Linked DNA regions of Homo sapiens: region 1 is linked to region 2. A link is a loop called in an ENCODE intact Hi-C map of the cell type or tissue named here. Cell type or tissue: Calu3. All regions are shown on one strand. Links, peaks and the distances in the headings refer to the core of each region. The heading gives the core; the rest is flanking DNA. Region 1 overlaps METTL4 (methyltransferase 4, N6-adenosine). Region 2 has its middle 270 kb from the start of METTL4.

Region 1 (12,430 bases), core at 62-8,061, 240 kb before region 2:
TGATATAATATCCTTATTGATTTGGCACTATTATGTACAGACATTATTCAGGCTACACTGATTGTCCCAGGAATGTCCTTTGTAGCAAATAAAAGTCTGGATTATACATGTTCAGTTGTCATACTTCTTCAGTATCTTTTGACTCTCTTTCTTTGACTGATTTTAATTTGTATCCTTACCCCTGAGAAATTGTAACTATGAATATAAAAGCTTTCAGTAAGTTTTGTTAGTTTAGCAAATTTTTGATCCTATGGGTGGCTTTGGAAACTACCTTAACTTGCAGTTGGTTTTAGAAGTGAGGTGTCTTCAGGACTGCACCTTCAAACTTTGCAGTTTGGCTAACTCTGGGTGATGTATTTTTATTAATAGTTCTCTTGGATGTGTACCTAGAAGTGGAATTACTACACCATGTAATTCTATCTTTAAATTTTTGAAGAGCTATCAAACTAATTTCTACAGTGCCTGCACCATTTTATATTCCCACTGGCAATGAGGGGTCTAGTTTTTCCACATTCTCACCATTTTCTTTCTGTTTTTTTGCATACTTTCCATTGCATCACATAAATATGCATATTTTAGAATTTGCTCAGTGATTTCCATGAAATTAGAGCTAGAAGAGGAGATATGAATATTTCCTCTTTCTCCACACAAATCAACCCAATTAAATTAAGGCAATCAAGGAATCTGCAGTTACTGAAACCATGTACTTTCAAATTTTTGACCTGACATTCTTCATACTGTAGCAAAATTAGTTCCTTCATCACTTCGATTATGAGAAATACTAGTCTGCGGGAAGAGCACTTGTTTCGATGGCAGGAAACTTGGGTGCTTGAGATCTGAATTCTTTTGCTTATTTATTTATTTATTTTTATTTTATTTTATTTTTTTTGAGACAGAGTTTCGCTGTTGTCGCCCAGGCTGGAGTGCAATGGTATGATTTCGGCTCATTGAAACCTTCACCTCCTGGGTTCAGGTGATTCTTCTGCCTTAGCCTCCTGAGTAGCTGGGATTACAGGTGTCTGCCACCACACCCGGCTAATTTTTTTTTTTTTTTTTTTTTTTTTAGTAGAGATGGGGTTTCACTATGTTGGCCAGGCTAGTCTCAAACTTCTGTCCTCAGGTGATACACTTGCCTCGGCCTCCCAAAGTGTTGGGATTACAGACATAAGCCACCACACCCAGCCCTATTTGTTTTAAGAAATACTTATTGATTGTCCCTGACATACAGTTGTCACATGCTAGAGCTGGATTCCAATGTTTGTTGCATTTGGCCATTAGGAAGTCATTTACTTTTTTCAGAGTAGGCATAGTGGTAAAAGTCTCATTGGAGTCAACTAAGGAATAAAATAAAGGAGATAAAGTAGGATTTGCATACAAGTCCTTAGCTTAGTTGTAGATAGAAGGTGATGGAATTGAGGGAATTTCTCTTCTGTATTCTCTGTCCTCTTCTTTCTCCTCTCCTCCCCTCCACACCTTTTCCTCTCCTCTTCTTACTCTCTCCTCCCTCTCTCCTCCTTTTCTCATCTTCTTTTCAAATGAGATAGGATAATCATATTTGTAGGTTGATGGTAAAGAACTACTAGAGAAGTTGAAAATAGAGAAGGAGGGGATAATTGGTATTACAAGATACTAGCATATGGGACTAAGAGAATACAACCGGAGGGATAAGCTTTAATAGGTGAAATCATGCCATTTCCTTTAAGAGGAAATGTATGGAAATAGATAAGTAAAGGTATATAAAGGAGAGGGGTTAGGGTTGGGTAGTTGAGGGAGGTTGGCGGCCTTTAGTTTTACTGATGTATGAGTTAACTTTACCTGCTAAGAGAGAGTTTGGTCAAGGGATCTGAAGAGTGGTGAGGGTTTGTGGTACTTGACCAAGGATGAGTAAAAGAATTGATGAGTACTTTAAGATCCTGATAATGGATTTTATAAACTTTTAATACCCAGTTCTTCCGCATTTTCTTCATCTGATTTTCCCTATACAAACAAGTGGAATAAAATTGTGATACTGATTTAAGATGGGAGGTTTGCAGGAACTGTGAGGTTGAAGGGTAAAGGGAGGATGGGAACTGAGAGTGCTAGTGAGAAGACAATGAAACGATTGGCGGTCCACGGGGAAGAAGAGCAAGTGTAATCAGGAATAAGCTGCTAGATAAGCTCAAAGAGTAGGTGAGGCATAGCATGTTATTGCCAGAGATTGATGTTTATGGTTTCAGAGAAGGAGCAAGTGTGAGTGATGACAGGGTCCAGGTTATGGCATTGGAGTGGATTATGGAAGTGGGATGAAGGCAGTTGTATTTGTTTAGGTGAAGAATAGTTGAAGTATATACATTATATGGATTGTGCTTTGAAATTGTTCAGAATAGTGGCCAGTTTTGTGTTGGTGAGGTAGTGGGATCTCAGAGCTTAAGTCCTTATTGAATATGTTGAGGATGAAATGGATTCAGTGAGGAACAGTAGAGGTTAACATAGCTGGATAGCATACCTCTCAAAGAGAACAGGGTTTTTTTTTGCAAAGGTGGATGAGTTATAGCCTAGAAGCAGCAATGGGGGAGCCAGGAGAATAATGACTTCTCCCCTTCCACTGAATGTTGGAGAAGGGGCCATATTCATTTGATTGAGTATTGTAGAGCAAGTAGTATTTTTGCAGGACAAACTAGCCATTATACTCTATGGCCAGGAGGTACAAGATTATAGATTTTGTTTTACAAAATGAAAATATGAGGGCTTTAGAGAACCCAGTGGAATTGACTGAGAAGGCAAAAAGCAAGATGATAGATTAGGGGTTGCAAATGCAGTGGGGTGGAGATGAGGATAGGTGAGATGACTCCCTGTGAAGGAGTCAGCATTTTGTGCAGGGTTTGAGGATTCTAGGGCTAGGAGAAGCTTCATTGGAATAGATTGGCTTTAGCATTACCAATTTTGCAACACTGATTTGGTGCCAGGTAAGGCTTGTATGGTTTGACTTAGGTTATTGAGAGACTCGTTTCAAGACTCACTGTGACAGGGCTCCTGTGTAACGTAGAGTATGGGATCTAAACAACAATATTTGCTTAATTTTGAATTGGAGAAAAAAATATTGTTAATAGTAAAATTACTGAAATGTAATGCATTTAGAAGTGACTAAAAAAAAATACAGCCTGACGATTTTAAACTAGTTAAAAAAAAGGTGATTTTTGTCTTGTGTGTAATAATATGTCCACTGGGTGTCACTGTGGCTTTATATTTTGCTACACAAATAAATAGCAGTAAGAGCTTTGCATTTGTGGAGTCTGTGTTATGCATGTCTTATCCCTGCTTAGTTTTCTTCTTTTGCAGTGAATTTTGCTCATCCTTTTTTCCGTTTATTTTTAGGTACAGTTATTTGTCACCCCTGCAAATACAGCAAATACCTATCCCTAAATTGGCTGCTCCAAACTGTCTTCTTGTTACTTGGGTGACCAATAGACAGAAGCACCTACGTTTTATAAAGGAAGAACTTTATCCCTCTTGGTCTGTGGAGGTAGTTGCTGAGTGGCACTGGGTAAAAGTAAGTTCAGAAGTTAGCTTATTTGTTAATACAGCTTGATAGAAGTCACATAAAGGTAGCATCTACTTTGTAATGCTCAACATGTCACTGCTGTACTCCTTCAACATGGGCTAATTCAGACTTTTGCTTTGCTGCTTACCACTTTTATATTTTTATTCTCAAGGCTATATTTTTTTTGTATGTCTTTTTGTAATGGGGCCTCAAACTGCTGGCTTTGGGAAGTCAGTCTGGAAGATATCAGGATAAAATTTTTAAAAGCTCTGATTTTGTCTGTAGTTTAAAAAACAACAAACAAAAACTTTGGGGAATTGTGTATCACCAAACATAGAAATAGTCTTACTCTTCATCTTCTTCCCTTTATATACTCACAGTTTCAACCACCCTTTGTGATTTCTTTTTCTTATTTTGTGGGGGATGAGGGCAAGGAATAGCAAAGTAACCCATTGTAGAGGGGATGGGAAGATGCCAGAACCAAGAACCTTTTATGCTCTAAATCTTAACTTAGGTCCTCAGTGCCTTTTGTGCTGCTGTGCATATTTTTGAAAGAAATGATTTGGACTCTAGAATTGGTTGAATGATCTTTAATATCTCTGCATGCTACAAGATTACCAAAAAATACAGAAAAATAAGGCATCAATTTAGAGTTCATCAGGTTTCCTTTTAAAGATACATTGACTATTTAGATGATTTCTATAAACGCCTTTCTAAATTTTGAAAAGATAATCCAAGCTATTATTTTAGTGTTTAATGTTTATATTGCAAGCATACTCATTTTTGACACAGTGGAGTTGTACTTTTTATGGCTTTGTGTATACTTTTTCATCTACTGGAATATCTTCTAAAAGCTGTGTACAGTAGTTCTCCTTATCCTTGGGGGGATACATTCCAGGACCCCTAATGGATGCCTGAAACCATGGATGGTACTGAACCCCATATATAATTTTTTTTGTATACATACATACCTATGAGAAAGCTTAATTTATAAATAGAGAGATAAACAATAACTAATAATAAAATAGAATATTATAGCAATATACTGTAAATGTTATGTGAATGTGGTCTCTCTCTCAAAATATTTTACTGTACTGTACTTACCTATCTCTGGACTGTGGTTGACCATGAGTACCTGAAAACCTGGAAAGTGAAACTGTGGATAAGGGGGGACAAGTGTATATTGTTTATTTATACCTATGTTATGGGACTTGACAAAGACTTACAGTTGTATCTTTGTTTTCATGCTGTACTTTGGTCTTAGTGTTGGTTGATTTGGTATAGGACCGTGATAGGAGTATACTACCCTGTTCCGTCTTGCCTATTATGATAGTTCTTTTATAGTCAGAAACTGGGACCAAAGTCAGGAGGAGGTCACCTTTTGAAATCAAACCCAGTAAAATGTTAATACATAGAAACTAAGATTATTAATCCGTAGTAGTTATCAGTTCTAAGAGATGGTATGATAAGACCAGAATTTAAAACATAAATATCATCTATTATGTTATATGAAGCATTTATTAGGCAATTATACATATTGTTATGATAGGAGGGGTAATGTGCATTGAGTATAAAAACTACCCAACGTGCCAGTATTTATACAGCACTTTTTGTAGGATATGCTGTGTCTGATTGGCCCTAGAGGAGATAAAAGACTTTCTGATTACTGAGTTGGTTGTTTAGGTACATTGATATCGGATAAAGAGTTTCACAGATATCAGTATTCTGACAGTGAAAATGTATATTCCCATGGTAAATTAATGAATTGATATTTTAAATTATTTTTAGTTTGATTAGCTTAAATGAGTCTTTGAGAGTATGATCATCCCAGGGTGAAATGTGAAATTGAATTTCTGAATTTATAATGCCAAGGGCCAGTCTCTGGACTAGGTATTGTCTATCAACCACCCACTTTCTATCCTTATTAATTTTGGCTTTGACAATGTTTAATGATACTATCTCGTGTAACTAAAGGGAAACGTGTTATTATGATCTACTTAGTCATATTGCAATTCATTTATTAGTTCATTAGTAATTCATTTATTAGTTTATTTGCATGAACTAATAAATTACTGATGACATGGTTTCCAGGAATCAATTTTAGTTAAGAGTAGAGATTGTTTTATGTGCAAGATGATAATGAAGTTATATTTGAAATATTTATATGATATTTAATAAAAATCTCTTATAGAAGCAGTGTCTAATATGGTAGCCACTAACACATGTGACACTTCAGCACTTGAAATGTGGCTAGTCCAAACTGAAATGTACTGTTAAGTATAAAATACACTTTGGATTTCAGGCATAGTACAAAAGAAAGAATGTAACATATCTCAGTAACTTTTTTGAATTGATTACATATTGAAATGACAGTATTTCAAGTATGTTAGACTGAATTAAATATATAATTAAAATTGATTTCATTGCATTTTTTTTTTTACTTCTTTTGGTGTTTCTATTAGAAAATTTAAAATGATAAATGTGGCTCACATAGTATTTTTACTGAATATCACTAGCCTGGAGGTTTAATTTCTTTTGTGTGTGTGTGGAAGCTCTATAGTGATGGGAAAAAATAACCCTCTTTTGTTGGCTCCTTCCTATCAGATAACCAATTCAGGAGAATTTGTGTTCCCATTAGATTCTCCACACAAAAAGCCCTACGAAGGTCTTATACTGGGGAGGGTTCAAGAAAAAACTGCTCTACCATTGAGGTAGGAAAGGTGATTTTTCAAAATTGTATACATGTATTAATTTTTACGCTTTTAAAAATGATTAGTAATCATTGACTTTTTAAAATGTTTATGTTTTTGAAACTCTGAAAATGGTCCAGTGTAGAAAAGAATGGATGGTATGGCACAGGAAACTATATTTTGTTTTATCTAGTGTGTAATTGTCATTATTATAGAAAATGAAATTATAGGAATGTCTCAATACTTAAATTGTTAATTTCTTTCATTGATTGTAAAATTTGTGTTAAAATCAGATACAGAAAGAGAACAAAAATCAATGCAGCTGTGGCTTATGTATAGAAAATTGTTTTTTAAAATATAGTTTACTTTCTTGTTCTGTTTAATTAGGAATGCAGATGTAAACGTGCTCCCCATTCCAGACCACAAATTAATTGTCAGCGTGCCCTGTACTCTTCACTCACATAAGCCACCGCTTGCTGGTATGTTTTTATAAAATAGAATTGTTATCACTTTTGTCAAATTTGAAAAAAAGTGTACATTTAGTATTTAAACGGCCTACAGATTCGGAAATTAAGTCAGACGTAGGTTGTTAATGAATATTCTAAAACTTTATAGCAGAATTCATAGCAGAATTTGCCTATCTCTATGAAATAGAGAATAGATTAGTTTTATGTTACTCAGCTTTTCCAGTTATACCATTTTTCAGATTCCCCTTGCTATCAGTTGCTTCCCATCACTGGGCTGACACAAAGAATGCTGATGGGCATCTGAGGATGCAGTTCAGCTAGACCCTTTATTTTACTACCGGGGCTGTATCCCTTGCTTGTTCTAAAACCAGGAACTCAGAATAGTAGTCAGAGAAACAGAAGTCCCTTGATATTTGGTTAGTGGCTCTCAGTTTTACGTTTTTTTAAAGGTAGTGTTGCTTTTCTGGAACATTGACAGGTAATTGCTGCAGCCTGCAAATTCTCACTAGTCTTAATGCTTTAGTATAATGTTTATCATTCAATGAAACTATGCAGCAGGGAATAGTGGGGAATTTGGCTTTAGAAATGGACTAATGTGATTTTGAATCCTGGCTCTGGGAGTTGGGCAAGTCACTCAAATATTTTTCTGTATCAAAGTCCTCATTTAAAGAGGGAATAATGATATTTAGTCCTCTAGAGTTGTGAGAATTAGTTATATTTAAAGTTCCGTAGCATGTGATAGAAGCTCAATGAATGCTAAATTTTTCAAGTCAGAGTTTAAAAACATAGAAATATAAGTCCTTGAGAGATACTGAATTTGATATTCAAAGTTTACTTTTCAAAGGATTTCTTCAGGAATACATATTTTATTGGTTTGGTAATTTCTACCAACAAAAAACTGCTACAAGTTACCACTCAGGAAAACTACAGGAGCTTATGTTACCTTGCAGAATATGAGGCAGTTTATGACCTGGGAAATGGAGAAAGTGAATACAAATTCCTAGAGAATTTTTATTGCTAGCACTTAGGATTTCTGTTATCTTAAATAGTTTATGGAGAAGGGTCCTTTTTTAATTTTTTTTTTTTTTTTTTTGAGATGGAGTCTCACTCTGTCACATACAGTGGCCTGATCTTGGGTCACTGCATCCTCTACCTCCTGGGTTCAAGTGATTCTCCTGCCTCAGCCTCCTGAGTGGCTGGGCCTACAGATGTGTGCCACCATGCCTAATTTTTATATTTTTAGTAGAGACGGGGTTTCGCCATGTTGGCCAGGCTGGTCTCAAACTCCTGACCTCAAGTGATCCGCCCGCCTCGGCCTCCCAAAGTGCTGGGATTACAGGCATGAGCCACCGCACCCAGCCTCTAGAAGGGTGTTTATAGTATTACTTCATTTGAGACATATACAGATGTCTACCTGATAATCCATTCTTTGACTAAGAAGGATTCTCAGTGAATAATCGATTGCCTTATGCTTCGGACTGTCATAGACCTTTAATGCTTTAATATATAACTCAAGTGAAAGTGAGATTGCATTGTTCCTCATGAAAAAAAAATTATACTTGGCACTAGTAATACCTGATTATATATGTATATGTATTCCTCTCATTTGAATTTTATTTATCACTTGGTAACAAAGCTAGTGTTTGTCTCAAACCTTATTTTTTTCTTTTAAAAATTCAAAAGCTAAGACCATAAACTTTTCATTCTGAAATGATAGTAAACTATTTGTCAATTCCTTTAAAATAAAATAAAGTTATATTTAAAGATGAGCCTCAGGAGACAGGTTTTAAAATAGTGAATAAACAGGAAGGGGAACATCACACTCTGGGGACTGTTGTGGGGTGGGGGGAGGGGGGAGGGATAGCATTGGGAGATATACCTAATGCTAGACGACGAGTTAGTGGGTGCAGCGCACCAGCATGGCACATGTATACATATGTAACTAACCTGCACAATGTGCACATGTACCCTAAAACTTAAAGTATAATAATAAAAGAAAAAAAAAATGAGTCTTGCCCTAAAGCATTACAGCTTATATCTTTGAAATGCAGTTCTTCCTCATTCCCAGTAGAGAGCAGCACAAACACATTTTTAGCATTGAAAACATTTAAAGACAAAAGTTAGATTCTGGAGGAAACATCTGAATAACTCCATATATATATAAAATCTTATGTTTTGGTTAAGTAGTGATAGGAAATATTGTAATATTTTATTTTTGAGTTCATGTTACTGTATATATTTTTAGTATAGTTCATGTTTCTATATATTTCAGAAAGCATCTCTCAGATTTCTGCAGTATATTTTACCCTGAAATCATAACTCTAGGGGTTTGGGATGATATATATTCTGTATATAATGCTTACAGCTTTTACATTTAAATATTCTTAAACTGTTTTATGCAAATTAATAAAATGAAATGTTTTCTCTTTTGTATTTAGAAACACCCTGATTTTTTTTTTTTAAGTTTAATTGGTTATTTCTGTTGCAAAATGTAGGAGACCACATTGGTAGCATATGGCATTTCAAAATGATACATTTGCATAAGTTTTGAAATTTTCTCCGATTGAAAGATAAGCTATCAATAGCTATGGTTTACAACCTAACATTATAAAGTGATATTGTTTGAAGATTTAAGGTAGGAAAATCATGAAATAAAGTATTTAAATCAAAATTTTAGCTTTCACATTTTACCTTAGAGGAATTTCCACTTCTTTTTACTGCTTTACATACTAACAGTTTCCATCTGAAGAGTGAAGTTTAGTTGATGGGATTATATGCACTGATGTTTGGGCCACTTCTCTCTTACTCCTGCCCCATGCTTTCAGAGCAAAAACGAAATGACTAGCTGTGCACAGATTGCATCCGCTCCATTAGTTAAAGTGTGTTTTACTAACTCCAGATGTTATGTAATTGTTGAAGTTTATGTGTCATACTCATGTTTAAATTTATACATTCACATTTATTTTTAAATTAATATTTAAAAACCAGAATAATCCATTTTTATTAATTTGCCTTTATTTCTTCTCCCTTATTTTGAAATAAAATAATTGTAGTTAACATTATAAAAACACAACTTAATATTCTGTTTTTCTTAACTAGAAAGGAAAAGAACCATGCAAAAACTTACTACATTGAGAAAATAGGATGGCAGTAAATGGGTTTAGGTTGTATGTATTTTTCCACTCCATCCAAGTACCTGGCCATTATTTTCCATTAGATTGTAAACTCTCATAAAACATGGATATTCTGCTTCCTTTGTTTAAGTTTTATAACACTGATTATAGTGGGTGCTCAGAAGAGGAAACATTTTTGACTGGCTGACTCCAGTTTAAATTTCTAAAATAGGGTTGCTAACATCTTCGTACCAAAAATCTGAACAAATGAAACAAAAACAAACAAAACCTTTCTTCAGCGTAACCTGAGACCACATTAAAGTGAACTGAGGCTGGTGAGGCGTTAAATTCATGGGAAGAAAATGGAAAAGTTCTTCCATGTGGGGTTATTTCCTCCAAGACTCTAGGGAAATCTTTCTCTTTCAAGGTTAGTAGCATTTAATTTATGCACTTAGGAAAGGGTTAGAAGCCTTCGTGCCAGTATCTCCTAGAACCCATCAAAGCCCAAATTTGAGTTCACTTGAATTATAGACAGTGAAACCTTTTAATTCTTCTTTGATTTTTGCTAAACAGGACCAGTACTTTCTGACAGATGAACAAGTATTTTGCTGTGAGAGCAACTGAAGAACATGATGAAACCTAAAATATTTGATATATTCTCTTTTAAACCTTACCTGTCTCTAGTATTCCTAAAGAACCCTTATCATTCCTAAATTTGATAGATTTCTTCCAAGCGCAATCTTACATAGCAATTATGAACCATATTTTACCTTTTCTAGTGATTTTTCTTATCTGAATTTTATACCAAATTCCTATTAGGTGGTTAGCATAGCTAACCAGCAGCATGATCAAGATTAAATTGATTTAAGTATTTGTCATCCAATTGAGTGAACATGTGCTTTTCAAAAAGTTTCTGTGTTCTTCTTTTCTTTTAGTGTAGACAACAGCTCTTTAGCCTACAGCTCTTTCCCCAACAAAATACAATGTTCAGTAGTTATTAATACATTGAATAATACAAGGAATACTTAACTGTGGAAGTACCATGATGAAATTTTAGGTAAAGAAGGATCTATAATTTGAAAATGAAGAAATGTTTTTAGTGCTACCAATTTACTGCTAAGGGGGCTAGTTATTTAAATGTTAGTTATTTGTTCTCAGTATTTCTATCTCTATCCAGCTCTTCATTTATTATTATTTTATTAAAGTTTATATTGCAGACAGACTTTTGTCTTTTTTTTTTTTAAATGGGTTGTTTTTCAATTTTTTTTAGAGCTCTTTTTCATGTATGGGTTATATTTATTAAAAATAAATTGGCTGGGTGCGGTGGCTCCTGCCTGTAATCCTAGCACTTTGGGAGGCCGAGGCGAGTGGATTGCCTGAGGTCAGGAGTTCGAGACCAGCCTGGGGAACACGGTGAAACCCCATCTCTACTAAAATACAAAAAATTAGCTGGGAGTGGCGACGTGTGCCTGTAATCCCAGCTACTTGGGAGGCTGAGATAGGAGAATTGCTTGAACTCGGGAGGTGGAGGTTGCAGTGAGCCGAGATTGCACCATTGCACTCCAGCCTGGGTGACAGTGCGAGACTCTTGTCTCAAAAAAAAAAAAAAAATTAAATAAATAAAGTTAATACTCAGGAGATATATCAGCAGTATTGGAAAACTGAAAAGTCACCTAGTAGGTGTTAAAGTCCTCATTTCTCATCTACAAATGAAACCAGTAAACCAGGACTATGGAAGTTCAGATGATATTGTTCCCAGTCTCAAGGGTACTTATTTTAAATGGCTTTCTAACTATAAATAGTAAAGCCTGTGATGAAATCCTTGAAATTAATTTGCTGTCTTTTAAGAACAAAATGAAATATTTCTCTGTTTCTACTCTTAACTGCTAAAAGGAAGTGGATTCCTTCCTCAATAATAATTTTTGTGTTTTTTCTCTTTTTTAAACAGAGGTTTTAAAAGACTACATCAAGCCAGATGGGGAATATTTGGAGTTGTTTGCTCGAAATTTACAGCCAGGTTGGACTAGTTGGGGCAATGAAGTTCTCAAATTTCAGCATGTGGATTATTTTATTGCTGTGGAGTCTGGAAGCTGACTATGATCTTGATTAAAGTAGTGGTTTCTTCATTGTTTCCTCACCACTTTTCCCTTAATTCTAAGTCATTTTTTTATTTTGTTACCAACCCATATTCTTAGAATATAAACAGGACTTGTTTTTTTCAGTAAGGGACCAGAAGTGACTAGCCTTCATGTAATTTTAAGATGAATTTTACTTGAGTTGCACTAACATTCTATGTTATTCTAGACTATACAAATTAAGTGGTAAGCAGTTATAAAGACGGCAAGACCATGCTATTGAAAAAGTTCAGAAAACATACACCGTGGACCAGAGGTCTTAATCCTATCTATGGATGTGTTTTGTGTGACCCATACAGTGTTGTAAAAAACACTTAGAACCATTATTCTAAAAAATGGGGCTATTTCACATTAAAGTCCAGATTTCTGCTTCTTTTTAAACATCAGAGGCTCTGGCTACACAGAGGCCTTTGTTCTTTCCTGGCATCAGTCTGCAGGACCAAGCGGTGGTGGCTCACTTGGGAAGAGCCTTGTGCTCTCCACTTTGCCACAGTACCACTGCCAC
Region 2 (12,910 bases), core at 2,754-10,753:
TATACCTATTTAATTTTTCAAGAAATAAAATGTCTTACAGGCATTCTGTAATTAATCTTCACATCTCTTGGCTTTTCCCTGTTATTCTGATTAATTGGAATCAATAGTGCATGTTAATTATATGGGCAAATTAAGTAGACTGTATACCTAATGGTTAATAATCATTGTGGGTTCCCATCTTAGCTTCACCACTTACTGCTGTGTGACCTTAGCAAGATCATTAACCTCTCTATGCCTTGTTTTCTCCATCTGCAAAATGGAGCTGGAAAACAACTGCACACATTTCAAAGCTGAGTAGCAAGGTTTAAAAATACAGTAAGCCAAAAAATGGTTGGAACATAGAAATCAATGAATATTAGCGATTCCTGTTGCGAAACCTGCTACAAGTACATGCTAAAATCATGTACATGCGAAACCTGCTACAATCAATGAATATTAGCGATTCCTTGTTGCAAAACCTGCTACAAGTAAAAATACTTCCATCACTTTATTTAGGGAGATAAATATATCACTGAATTCTTCTGAGGCAGGGAATAAGCTTTAAAAAGGCAGTAGAATGTGGTATAAATAAAATCAAATGTTTCTAAAACATGAAAACACTTCAATGAATTTCAGCCCAAAAAGTATTGAACCAATATATTTGATCCATAAGCATTTATCATCTTCCAAGGTGTACAAGAAAAATCATATCAAGCCTTTGCTCAGGCAATTGCAATCTAGCTGGGGAAGGCTGACACATTCGAGAAAAGAGAAACAGATGATTAAGCACCAAAATGAGAGGAAACCTGCAACAGGCATTCAGTAAAGGATGAGAGCAGGTAAGTCAGACTGGAACAGCCTCAGAAGGACAGCTCTGAGATGGGAGAATATGGCTAGATAAGAAAAGACTCTTTAGAAGGGTGGGCATCATTGTACAAACAAACCAGTGCTTTTCAAACATCAGTGGATGCATGAATCACCTAGCAGGCTTGTTAAAATGCAGAGGCTGTACCAGAGGATGGAGTGGACTCTGCATTCTTAACCAGCTTTCATGTGATGTTGTAGGAACTATCACCAGCTTTCTGGTGATGTGGAGTCCAAGGAGAGAAACAACTTGTGTTTGGGAGACAGCAAGTCGAGGGTGTGGTGTTGAGAATATTAAGAAGGCTGATTTCAGGAGTCCAAGCACAAAGTGAGAAGGGCCCAAATTGAGATAGTGGCAGTGGCAATGGAAAGAAAAGCATAAAAGACTATTCAAAAGAAGAAGAGAAAAATGCATAACACTTGGCAAAATACACAGGGAAAAGGAAGCAGCCTCAACGATAATCTTTGCGAGATGAATGATGCCGTCGGCACAAGCAGGGAAGGTTAAGAGAAGAACTGGGTTGGGAAGAGAGGGGAGTGATGAAGTAGATTTTTGGAATGTTGAATTTGAGGTAATGCTGAATGAAGCATTCGAGAGGAATATCCAGTGAAGGGCTGGAAATGAATGTTTAGAATGGATCTATACAGAAGTCATAGCTGAAGTTATAAAGAAAGAATTCTGTCATTCTTTACAGATCAATGAAGAGTGACAGGAGCAGAATGGAGGACAGTACAGTTGGGGACATCTCCATTTGAGATGAGAGAGAGAGAGAGAGAGAGAGAGGAGAGAGAGATGAGTCCCCACTTGGTGGGAGAGAAGGGGGAGAGGTGAGGACAGAAGGGAAGGACCTAGTGTATTAGAGTATCCTTGCACTGCTATAAAGGAATACCTGATGCTGGGGAATTTATAAAGAAAAGAGGTTTAATTGGCTCTTGGTTCTGCAGACAATACAGGAAGCATGACACCAGCATCTGCTCAGCTTCTCAGGAGGCCTCAGGGAGCTTTTACGCAGAAGGTGAAGCGGAAGCAGACACATCACATGGCTAAAGCAGGAGCAAGAGTGGGAAGAAGGTGCCACACACTTTTGAATGACCACAAGAACTCACTATCATGAAGACAGCACCAGGCCATGAGGGATCTGGCCCCATGATTCAAACGTCTCCCACTAGGCTCCATGTCCAGCAATGGGGATTATAATTCAACATGAGATTTGGAAGGGGACAAATATCCAAATGGTATCACCTGGAATTGCAGATTCCCTGCAGATAAAAGTGCCCTTGAGAGTCCCGATGCCTTGTGAATCAAACCAGAGCACAGAGGTTCATTCAGCAAATCCATCAGTAGCATTCATTTCAAGGTTTTTCAATTTACAAATATTATGTATTCATAGGATAAAATTCTGAAAATTTAGAAAATACACAAGAAAAGGAAATAAAAATCAAATGTAATTTTATTACTCAGAGAACCTATCTCTTTTTGCTTAGGTATGTGTGCACACTGTTTTATGCCTTTTCCTTTGCAAACACACGTTTTTCACAAATTGGAATCATGCTATCTATACTATTTTGTGTTTGCTTTTAAAATACAGTGTATTTTGAACACTTCCCCCTGACCTGAAGCATTCTATTGTAATATACTTTTTTGTAGATATGTTCAGTTTGCCTGGCAAAGTTAGCAACTGAAAAAGAACCTGAAAAGGCATTAGCATCAAGTAAAGATTTTGTTCCATTCAGGAACAACCAGAACATATTTTTGGGCTGCGGGGCAAGAATCTATGGAGTGATTGAAGAGAAATATTTGTTGAATGAATGAACAGAAGGTGAAGATGGTGAGAAGGCAGAGAGGGGGAGGTGACAGGAGAGCAGGGGTGGCCTTGAGAGGAAACAGGTATATTTTCTGACGGAAAAATATGTATTTGGAGCTAAAGAATTGGGCTGATGAAGGAGAGAATGCTGGATGGTGTTAATATTTGCAATAAATGAATGAGTAAAGACATCTTTTAAGAAATGGGAAAAGGGAAGTTAATTTTTAGAAAAGAATAGGATATTGGCATTGTTCCTGAGAGCATAAACCTGGAGAATTAAAAACAGATGAGGCCATCATAAACAAATGAGCATTGTGTTATTGCCACATGAACTTAGAGCACTTGGAAATACAAATGATCCCATAGGTATTGCTGAGAATTAGTGGGTACACAGATTTTATTTAAATGAATTATTCAAACCTGCTTGGTCCTGTTCTCATGCTGCAGGTTCTTAAAATCCTCTGAAAATATACCCAAAGAAGAACTCTTTATTGACTGGTGTAGTTTTGAGGAAGAAGATATTAATGTGTTTTATTCCTGTGTAATTTTTTTACTTTTATTTTTTCCATAGATGTGTGACACTGGCCTCCTTTCTAGGTGAAGTAAAAGGGCTCAGACTTTTCAGACAAATCCTTTTATGTTATTCCACTCAAAAGTCCTCATTTCTTATTCAGAGACACATAGCAACAGACTTAAATACCAGCTATTTGGTCTGTTTTTGGAGTTTACTTGGTGTGTAAAAGTTATTAATGAGCATTTCTGTATTTCTGTAATAAAAATTCAGGCTGACAAGAAGTAAACAATGAATCTTTTCCATTCTTGTTTCTCGGTGATTTAAACATATATTTGTGTGTTTGTTTTTACTGTATACTGAGGCTGATAGTATAGTCATGGTAGAAGAATATTTCCAGAATAATTTATTCTATAAGTGTCAGTCAAAACCATCAGCTGTAGCCTGTCTAACACTGACCTTGGATGTAGGAGATGCCTGTTCTATTCTAAGCTCTGCAACCAAATAGCCCTGGGGTTTTGAGAAAGTTATGTGTCTTCACTTGTGGCTTTGCTGAAAGAAATGATTTGAGTTGATTATTTTTATTGTCCCGATCTAGGTCCTAAATTTCAAATCTATATTTAATTTTTCATAGCAGTACATCAGAATAATTACTACTTGTAATAATTGTGGTTGTAGACTGCCCACCTTGATACTACTGTGTAGATTATACCAAGGTGCAAGGGGAAATGACCACTGGAATGAACCCTCAAGTGGCTTCAAGGATACCATTGCTACTGCGGGTGTTGGTGTCTTAGAAAGCTAACCAGTGGTTTTAAAGGTCACCTATGCAAAGTTATTCATATTATGAGTATGTGTTTTTCCCTACCAGATAATCTTTATGACGCTACTGAATATAACTGAAAAAGATCACACGGTACTCAATGATCCTAGGAAATGGTCACGCTGTACTAAAGGAAATTAAGGCAACAAGAGCAATTATTAGAATCACAGCAGTGAGGTGGAGAAGAAGGCTGAAATGACATTTTCAATTTAGAAATTCTATTTATAATCACTGGAACTTTCCAATACTGTTCAGCTTTGGACTAACATGTTTTGGACATATTCTCGGCTTCAAAGTAAATTTATCTGAAAAGGCTTATGTAATTCTGTTCATTCATTTGAGCTTATGCAGTATTTCAGGGAAAACAAGCTGACTTTTTTTTTTTTTGAGAAAAATCTAAAGATATCTTCCCAGTATATTAAAGAATAGCTAGATCTATGACTTACATATAGTGACTTACTGACAACATGATTCATTTCAAACAAAGTTCTTAGTGAGGCAAATCTAATTAAGTAATTCTAGAATACAATCTATATTTGAATATATGTCTATTTAGAATTTCTCTGGAACAAATGCTGTTTCTGCTGTTAGTAGGAAAATAGGCACCCTTTTTATTCCAGAAAGACAGTTATTGAGAGAAAAGGCATCAGGTGATTAGAATCCCGTTTTTTTAATACAGCATTGTAACAAGGAAATTCATGTAATCAATCAGTGAAATATACTGGCAACTCTTCCATCTATTAAGGAGCAGGGGACCAGCTGCATGTTCTCCCAGATTACTTCATAAATACTTAATAACACATTCTATCATCTGGCTATTTGCTTTACAACTAGTTGGTCTGAATCTGATTTGCAACTGTGCCAGGATATTTCAGTCACATCTGTCAAAACAAAGTGCCATTGTCTCACAGAATAATAAAAGAAAGCAAAAAGTATACCAGAAATGAATGTTTTACCATTTTATGATTTTAGGATAACAAGGAAAGCTCCTCTGTTGAACTTACTTAGAAGAAATTGAAATAAGATGTAGTGCATAATTTACTTATCAAGTTATTATTGTACATGCTTGCTGGAAACTCCCATGGCAAAATGTGTAAACAAATAAAAGCAACTAATTTTTTTCAGTTTGTCAGTCTAGCTGCTCCAGAGGGATTGCTCTCCAACTAGTCAGCCCATCAGGAAATAGACATGGAGCAGAGGTAGAAAGACTTACACACTTTCTATTTATTTCTACATCAGAGGAATGTGGGCTTTCCTGTTATGATTCATATTTGATATCTGCAAACTGTGGAAATGGCTGGCCTCTTAATACCTTGTTGAAGAACGGCAGCAACAACAAATGCATAAAGTCATTGTCATTTGTGTCACAAAACTTTCCTTTGATTCTTTGGGTTAAAAAGCCCAGTAGAAGCAAAAGTTTCAGAACCTTTTACACCTCTTGGAATTTACATAATTTAACCATCTACAAATTAAATTATTAAACAGTATTAAAGGCAGGGTTCCCAGAGTAAATGATGCATCTTTGCCATTCATTTCGTTTGTCCCATTCAGTTAAATTTAACCAATAGGAAAACCTAGACTAAAACAATAATAGAAAATTACTGCAAATTAGTCAGCTGGACTTGAGAGGCACACTGTAAAAACATGTCTAATCTATTTTCCTTTGTGAGTCTAAACTACTTTTCCAATTACTTGGTGAGCCCTCTCCAACTTTACAAGGACTGTTAAGAGAGAATCTAATTAGAGATCTGTTCACTGAAGTACCTAGAGGGTCATTTTGCCAGGAGCAAAAAAAAGTTCTGCTGCTCATGAGTCATGTTTGAGGAACAGTTAGGCAGTGGACTGCCAAATGGAATGAAGATCTCCATGTTCTCCTCAAATAGTCTCAGCCTAGGGAGTAAAACACATGAGGACCCTTGGTACATATGTAGGGTGGAAGTCCAGCAAATCAGAAGTGTTAGAATCTAGTACTTCAAAAAATTTTTCACGTTTGAAAGTTTTTCCCTTTCCCTCCCCAATGATTCTAGTTGGAAATTAAATCCAAATCTTTTTTTTTTTTTTTTTTTTTTTTTGAGACAGGGTCTTGCTCCATTGCCCAGACTGGAGTGTGGTGGCTCGACCACAGCTCACTGCAACCTCCCTCCACCTCCCAGGCTCAAGGGATCCTCCCACCTCAGCCTCCTGAGTAGCTGAGACTACAGGTGCACACCATACCTGGCTAATTTTTGTATTTTTGGTAGAGACAGGGTTTTACCGTGTTGCCCAGGCTGGTGTCCAACTCCTGAGCTCAAGCAATCCTCCCATTTCAGCCTTCCAAATCCAATTCTAAAACAGGTACTGAGCACATACTGTGCAAAGCACATCATGGTGGATACAAAGTAGCAGAAGCCTACTCTGATTTTAAGGAGTGTTAGCAACAAAATGCTTGTTCCTCTGTGTGGTGAAGAAATAGCACTCGAACAGAAATTTAATTTTCTCAGCAAGGCAAGTTTTACTTCTGGAGAAGGGTGCAACTTGTGGATGGAGTAATGGCAAGTGTACATTTGGACAAGGGAGGGGAGGGGGTTCTTATTCCCCCTACTGCCGTGTCGTTCCAGTATCGGCTAGGGTTGGAGGGCACAGTCTAAGCTAATTCCCACTGGCTATTTTAAAGAGAGCAGGGGTATGACCTGGAGTGGCAGGGTGAGTAGTTTGGTGGGAGGGGCGGTTACAGAACGGGTAACTCAGGATGATTCAGGTCAGAGCAAGTGACCAGGGGAACAGATGTGAACTACTGATTAGAACTGGCGGGGAAGTTATTTACTGAAACTGGAGGCAAGCGGGTGAAGAGAACCAGAAAGTTAAAGTTTAAAATGGAGAATCAAAGAATAAAACTTAAAGTATAACAAAAAAAAAAGAGAGCTGAACATAGTGACATACTGATTCTTTGAAGAGAAACTTGGAGTTCACTATATCTAACAGGAGCATGCAGGCAAATGGAGTGTTTCTGTTTCTTTAAAGGAATGCAAAGAACAGTGACTAATCATTGACCGGTAGGACACACCTAAAATTCCTTGCAATATTCTCCCTAAATATCTGAGTGTTCCAGTCACATTCATCCTCTTCCATCGTACATGTCCTGCTGACACACACAGATTTTCACCCTGGAAACTTGACTTGCCTTCTCTTCTAGGGGACAGGCTAAGCCTGTCTTGCTCTCCACTATACCTCCAGTATTTAGTAGAGGCATTCAATACACATTTGATAATTAAATGAATGAAATCATTTATAAGCCATGCAGATTTGATTTTTAAAACCACTTTTAAGTGTATAATTCAATGGCATTAAGTACATTTACAATGTTGTGCACACATCACTACTGTCCATTTCTGGAACTTTTTCATCATCACAAAAACAACTTTGTACCCATAACAAAAAGTCCACATTTCCCCCATCCCCAGGCCCCTGTTCACCTCTATGCTATATTCTGTCTCTATGCATTTGACTATTCTGGGTACTTAATGCAACTGGAATCACACAATATTTGTCCTTTTGTGTCTGGCTTCATCAGAGCTTCATATCTTCTTATGGTTGCATAATATTCCATTGCATATATATACCACATTTTGTGTATCAACTCATCCATCAGTAGACATTTGGGCTGCTTCCACCTTTGGCTTGATGTGAATAAAGCTGCTATGAACGTTGGTGTACTAGACCCTGCTTTCAATTCTTTTGGGTGGAATTGTTGGATTATATGTTTAACTTTTTGAGGAACCACCAAACTGTTTTCCAAAGCAGCAGAATCATTTTACATGCCCCCCAGCAAGGCATGAGAGCTCCAGTTTCTCTATATCTGTATCCCTACCAACACCTGTTATTTTCTTTTTTATTCTTTTGGATTATAGTCATCCTAATGAGCATGCAGTACTATTTTGTTATGATTTTGATTTGCAGTTCCCTAATGCAAAGATGTTACAATGTTAAGTATCTTTTCATGGTTCTTATTATTCTTTAGAGAAATACCTGTTCAACAGATTTGATCTTTTAATGATAGTTGTAGTTTTATTTGTTTCTAAGGAGTAAAATCTTGGGCAAGTCAGGTGAAACTTTGGTTATCTCTGTGTTGCCTGTGGGGGAATGTTCTGGGTAAGATGAAAGTCTGTTCCACTGTAGAAACATCTGTTGTTTTTGCCTATATTGCACCCATTGCCCCTTCTAGTAACATACTCTGATTTGGCTTTTGCTTTGAGGAATATTTTTTTCATCTTGGTGGCCCTGTCAATCAAGATAACAACCCTCTCAGCCCAATAAATAGTCATGTGATCAAGGTTAGGCCAATCCGATATTCTCCCTGGAATTTAGACTCTGTACTGAACAACCCAAAGGATTTGATTGAAGTTGATTCATCCTGATTTACCGCTTTTCTATTGCTACTGTGACAACTTTCTACAAACTTGGTGGCTTACAAAAACATGACAATAAATATTGCCTTATATTAATAATTCTGAAGGTCAGAATTTGGACAGGGGTTTCACAGAGCTAATATTAAGGTGTTGGCAGGGCTGTGAGGAGAAGCTGTTTCCTTGTCTTTTCCAGCTTCTAGAGGCCTCCTACTTTCCTTGGCCCCTTTCCCCTTCCTCCATCTTGAAAGGCAGATGAAATCTTTTCATAGGGCCCCTCTCTGATGCTGCTCCCATCGTCACCTCTCCTCTGACTCAGCTCGCCTGCCTCCCCTTTCCACTTTTAAAGACCCTTGTGATAAAATTGAGCCCACCTGGGAATCCACGCTACTCTCTCTGCTTTAAGGTCAGATGAGTAGCAATCTTGATTCCATCTGCAAGCTTAATCACTCTTTGTTATGTAATATGAAATATTCACAGGTCCTAGGGAATAGGATGTGAGCATCTTTGAGGAGGGCCATTGTTTTGCCTTGAAAAGTCTGTTACTATCTCCTTCCCATACCTCAGGAGTGCCCTGGTTGTCATCCTGAGGACTGATTTTTGGAATTCTTTTCTGATTCTGTAAACTACTTTGCATTTTTCCAATAAACTTACTCTTTTTGCTTAATTTAGCTGGAATTTGCCCCTTTTGCTTTTGAAAAAAGAACCCAAATTGATATACATGCTTGTTAGACTCTCTAGCTGATAGATAAGGCAGCTAATAAAAGAGCCAATTTCAGCCTTATTCTCCCTCTGTACTTGCTTCCTTTCTGATAGAGGATTCCAGTAAGACAAGGCAGTGCAGAAGTTTGTGCCTTAGAATCGTGTACCCTTTAGCAAAAAGATCCAAGGAAGATATTTAGAAATGAGACTTTCTACATTAAGTTGATGAAGAAGGCTGAAGCTCACTGCACCTCTCTTATAAGTAACAATGAACAGTACTTGATGCTGTTTGTTCGTGCAGGAAGGAAGCACTGAATAAGAAATATTCAAAACCAAGAGCAGAATACACAAGAAAGTAGGAGTTTCTGTTTGTGTATCTACTGTATAAAAAAAGACATAAACCATAAAAATTGAGTCCTACCAACTAGTATTGTCTTGAATCTTATCTGTTTTTACTCTTATCTGCTTATTTGTGGGACTAATATAGCCACTTAGTTTTTTAAAGAAAATAATGTTAACATAATTTATCATTTTTCATCCTTTCAATTTTATCCTACCTATGTGTATATATTTAAATGTGATTCTTACAGGGAGCACATAGTTGCATTTTGCTTTTTAGAAATCTAATCTGACAGTTTCTGCCTTTTAATTGGAATATTTGGACCATTTATTTATACTTAATGTGATTGTTGATATGAATACGTTTAAGTCTCTCTCGCTGTTTGTTTTCTATTTCTGATGGGAAATCATCTATCTTCCTTCTCTTATTCCTCTCTATGTAATGTGTTACTTTGAAGATTTTCTCTTTATCAGTTTTTTATTTTTTACTTATTTATTTATTTTTGAGACAGAGTTTCGCTCTTATTGCCTAGGCTGGAGTGCAATGGTGTGATCTTGGCTCACTGCAACCTCCGCCTCCCCAGTTCAAGCGATTCTCCTGCCTCAGCCTCCCGAGTAGCTGGGATTACAGGTGTGCACCACTATGCCTGGCTAATTTTGTGTTATTAGTAGAGATGGAGTTTCACCATGTTGGTCAGGCTGGTCTTGAACTCCTGACCTCAGGTGATCCACCAACCTCGGCCTCCCAAAGTGCTGGAATTACAGGTATGAGCCACTGCATCTGGCCTCTTTATCAGTGGTTTAGACTGATTTGGTTCCCTTTATAAATAGTTTTGACTGGATGTTGTTTTCTTTATGTTTCCTCTGCTTGGGGTTTGCTGAGATATTAGATGTGTTGGTTTATAGTTTTTATCAAATTTGACAAAATGTTGGCCGTTATTATTTTTTACTTTGAAAAAAAATTTTTTTTTAGAGCAGTTTTAGGTTTACAGTAAAACTGAGAGGAAGGTATGGAGATTTCCCATATACCTCCTGCCTAAACACATGCATAGCTTCCCCCATTATCAACATCCCTCACCAGAGTGGTACATCTGTTACAATTGATGAACCTACAATGACACATCATTGTTACCCAAAGTCTGTAGTTTACATTAGGGTTCACTCTTGTTGTTGTACATTCTATGGGTATGGACAAATGTGTAATGACATGTGTCCACCATTACAGTACCATACCCAGTATTTTCACTGCCCTAAATCTTCCCTGTGCACTGCCTATTCATTCCTCCCTCACCCCTTACTTCTGGAAACCATGGATCTTTTCACTGTTCTATAGTTTTAACTTTTCCAGAATTTCATATACTTGGAAACTGACAGCATGTAGCCTTTCTAGTTTGACTTTTTTTCATTTAGTTATGTGCATTTAAGGTTTCTCCATGTCTTTTCATGGCTTGATAGCTCATTTCTTTTTAGTGCTGAATAATATTTTATTGTCTGGATGTACCATAGTTTTTCCATTCACCTACTGAAGGACATCTTAATTGCTTCCAAGTTTTGGCAATTATGAATAAAGCTGATGTAAACATCCATGTGCAAGTTTTTTTGTGGATATGTGTTCAATTCCTTTGGGTAAGGACTAAAGAGTGCAATTGCTGTACTGTATGGTAAGAATAGTTTTAGTTTTGTAAGAAACTGCCAAAATGTTTTTCCCAAGGGGTTGTACCATTTTTCATTCCCACCAGAAATGAAGGAGAGTTCCTCTTGCTCCATATCCTCATCTGTCTTTTGTGGTATCAGTGTTCTGGATTTTGGCCATTCTAACAGATGTGTGGTGGTGTCTTATTGTTGTTTTAATTTGCATTTGTCTGATGATATATGTCGTGCTGCATCTTTTCATATGCTTATTTTCCATCTGTATATCTTTTATGGTGATGTGTCCATTAAGGTCTTTCAACCATTTTTAAATCACGTTGTTTTCTTGTTGTGGTTTTAAGATTTTGCATATTTTGGATAAAAGTCTTTAATCAGATATGTCTTTTGCAAATACTTTCTCCTAGTCTATGACTTGTCTTTTTCATCTCTTCATGTTGTCTTTCGCTAAGTAGAAATTTTTAATTTTAATGAAGTCCAATTTATCAGTTCTTTCTTTCACAGATTATGCATTTGGTGTTGTATGTGAAAGGTCATTGCCAAATTCAAGATTGTCTAGATTTTCTTCTATGTTATCTTCTAGGAGTTTTAAAGTTTTGCATTTTACATTTAAGTCTGTGATCCATTTTGAGATCATTTTTGTGAAGGGTGTAAGGCTTGTTTCTAGATTCATTTTTTTTGTATGTAAATGTCCAGTTGTTTCAGCACCTTTCGTTGAAAAGATTATTTTTTCTTCATTGTATTGCCCTTGTTCTTTGTCAAAGACTGGTTGACTATATTTATATGGGTCTACTTCTGAGTTCTGTATTCTGTTCCATTCATCTGCTTGTCTATTATTTGTCACTATCACTGTTTGGATTCCTTTCATTTTATAGTAGTGTAGTATCAGTCCTCCAACTTTATTATTCTCATTTAATATTGTGTTGGCTATTCTGAGTCTTTGCCCCTTTATGTAAACTTTAGAATCAGTTTCTTAGAATCTATAGAATAACTTGCTAGAATTTTGGCTAAGCTCACATTGAGCTTATATATCAATTTGGGAAGAGCTCACATCTTGACAATATTGAGTCTTTCTACCCATGAACATGGAATATCTCCCAATTTCTTTCTTTCTTTTTTTTAAACAAAGTTTTATGGTGTTTCTCATATAGAGCTTGTACATATTTTATTAGATTTATTTATTTTTTCTTTTTTTTTTTTTTTTTTTTGAGATGGAGTTTAGCTCTGTCACCCAGGCTGGAGTGCAGTGGCACAATCTCAGCTCACTGCAATCTCTGCCTCCTGGGTTCAAGCAATTCTCCTGCCTTGGCCTCCTGAGTAGCTGGGATTATAGGCACATGCCACCATGCCAACCTAATTTTTGTGTTTTTAGTAGAAATGGGGTTTCACCGTGTTGGCCAGTGCTGGGATTACAATGTGAGCCACCATTCCTGGCTGATATTTTGTAGATTTATTTTTAAGTATTTTATTTTTAAGGGGATGCTAATGTAAATGGTACTGAGCTTTGAATTTCAAATTCCACTTGTTCATTGCAAGTATATAGGAAAGTGATTAACTTTTGTATATTAACCATTGGTTAAAAAAAAAAAAACTTCAGTCAAATTAAATTTAAAAGAGTTTATTTGAGCAAAGAACAGTTTGTGAATCAGGCAGCCTCCTGAGCCACAGTGGGCTCAGAGAATCCAGCATAGTCAAGTGGTAGAAGATTTATGGATGAAAAAGGAAAATAATGTACGTAAAATGGAAGTGAGGTACAGAAACAGCTGGATTGGTTACAGCTTGGCGTTTGCCTTATTTGAACACAGTTTGAAAAGCTGGCCACATGTGATTGGCCAAAACTTGGCAATTGACACAAGAG

Evidence for each region. Hi-C counts contacts between places; a loop is a spot of excess contacts. Peaks named below come from ENCODE experiments on the same cell type or tissue, not always from the same donor. Only the 100,000 strongest peaks of a DNase experiment are listed, where the experiment ranks them.
Region 1: a loop joins it to region 2, with 3.0 times the contacts of the local background. A loop is called at or near these places in 3 of 110 quality-filtered maps.

What each region holds. Positions count from the first base shown.
Region 1 is chr18:2,538,454-2,550,883 of GRCh38, reverse strand. METTL4 (methyltransferase 4, N6-adenosine) reads left to right here. Exons shown (of 9, transcript NM_022840.5): 6 at 3,355-3,529; 7 at 6,125-6,231; 8 at 6,598-6,689; 9 at 11,739-12,430. The coding sequence ends at 11,884. Among named protein-coding and RNA genes, the nearest start is that of METTL4, 27 kb to the left of the region's middle. In Calu3, for the core only: CTCF peaks have their summits at 2,993 and 3,212 (motif pointing right); no DNase peak of the experiment used is centred there.
Region 2 is chr18:2,296,875-2,309,784 of GRCh38, reverse strand. No RefSeq gene overlaps it. Among named protein-coding and RNA genes, the nearest start is that of METTL4, 270 kb to the left of the region's middle. In Calu3, for the core only: no CTCF peak of the experiment used is centred there; DNase peaks (open chromatin) are centred at 5,234 and 6,684.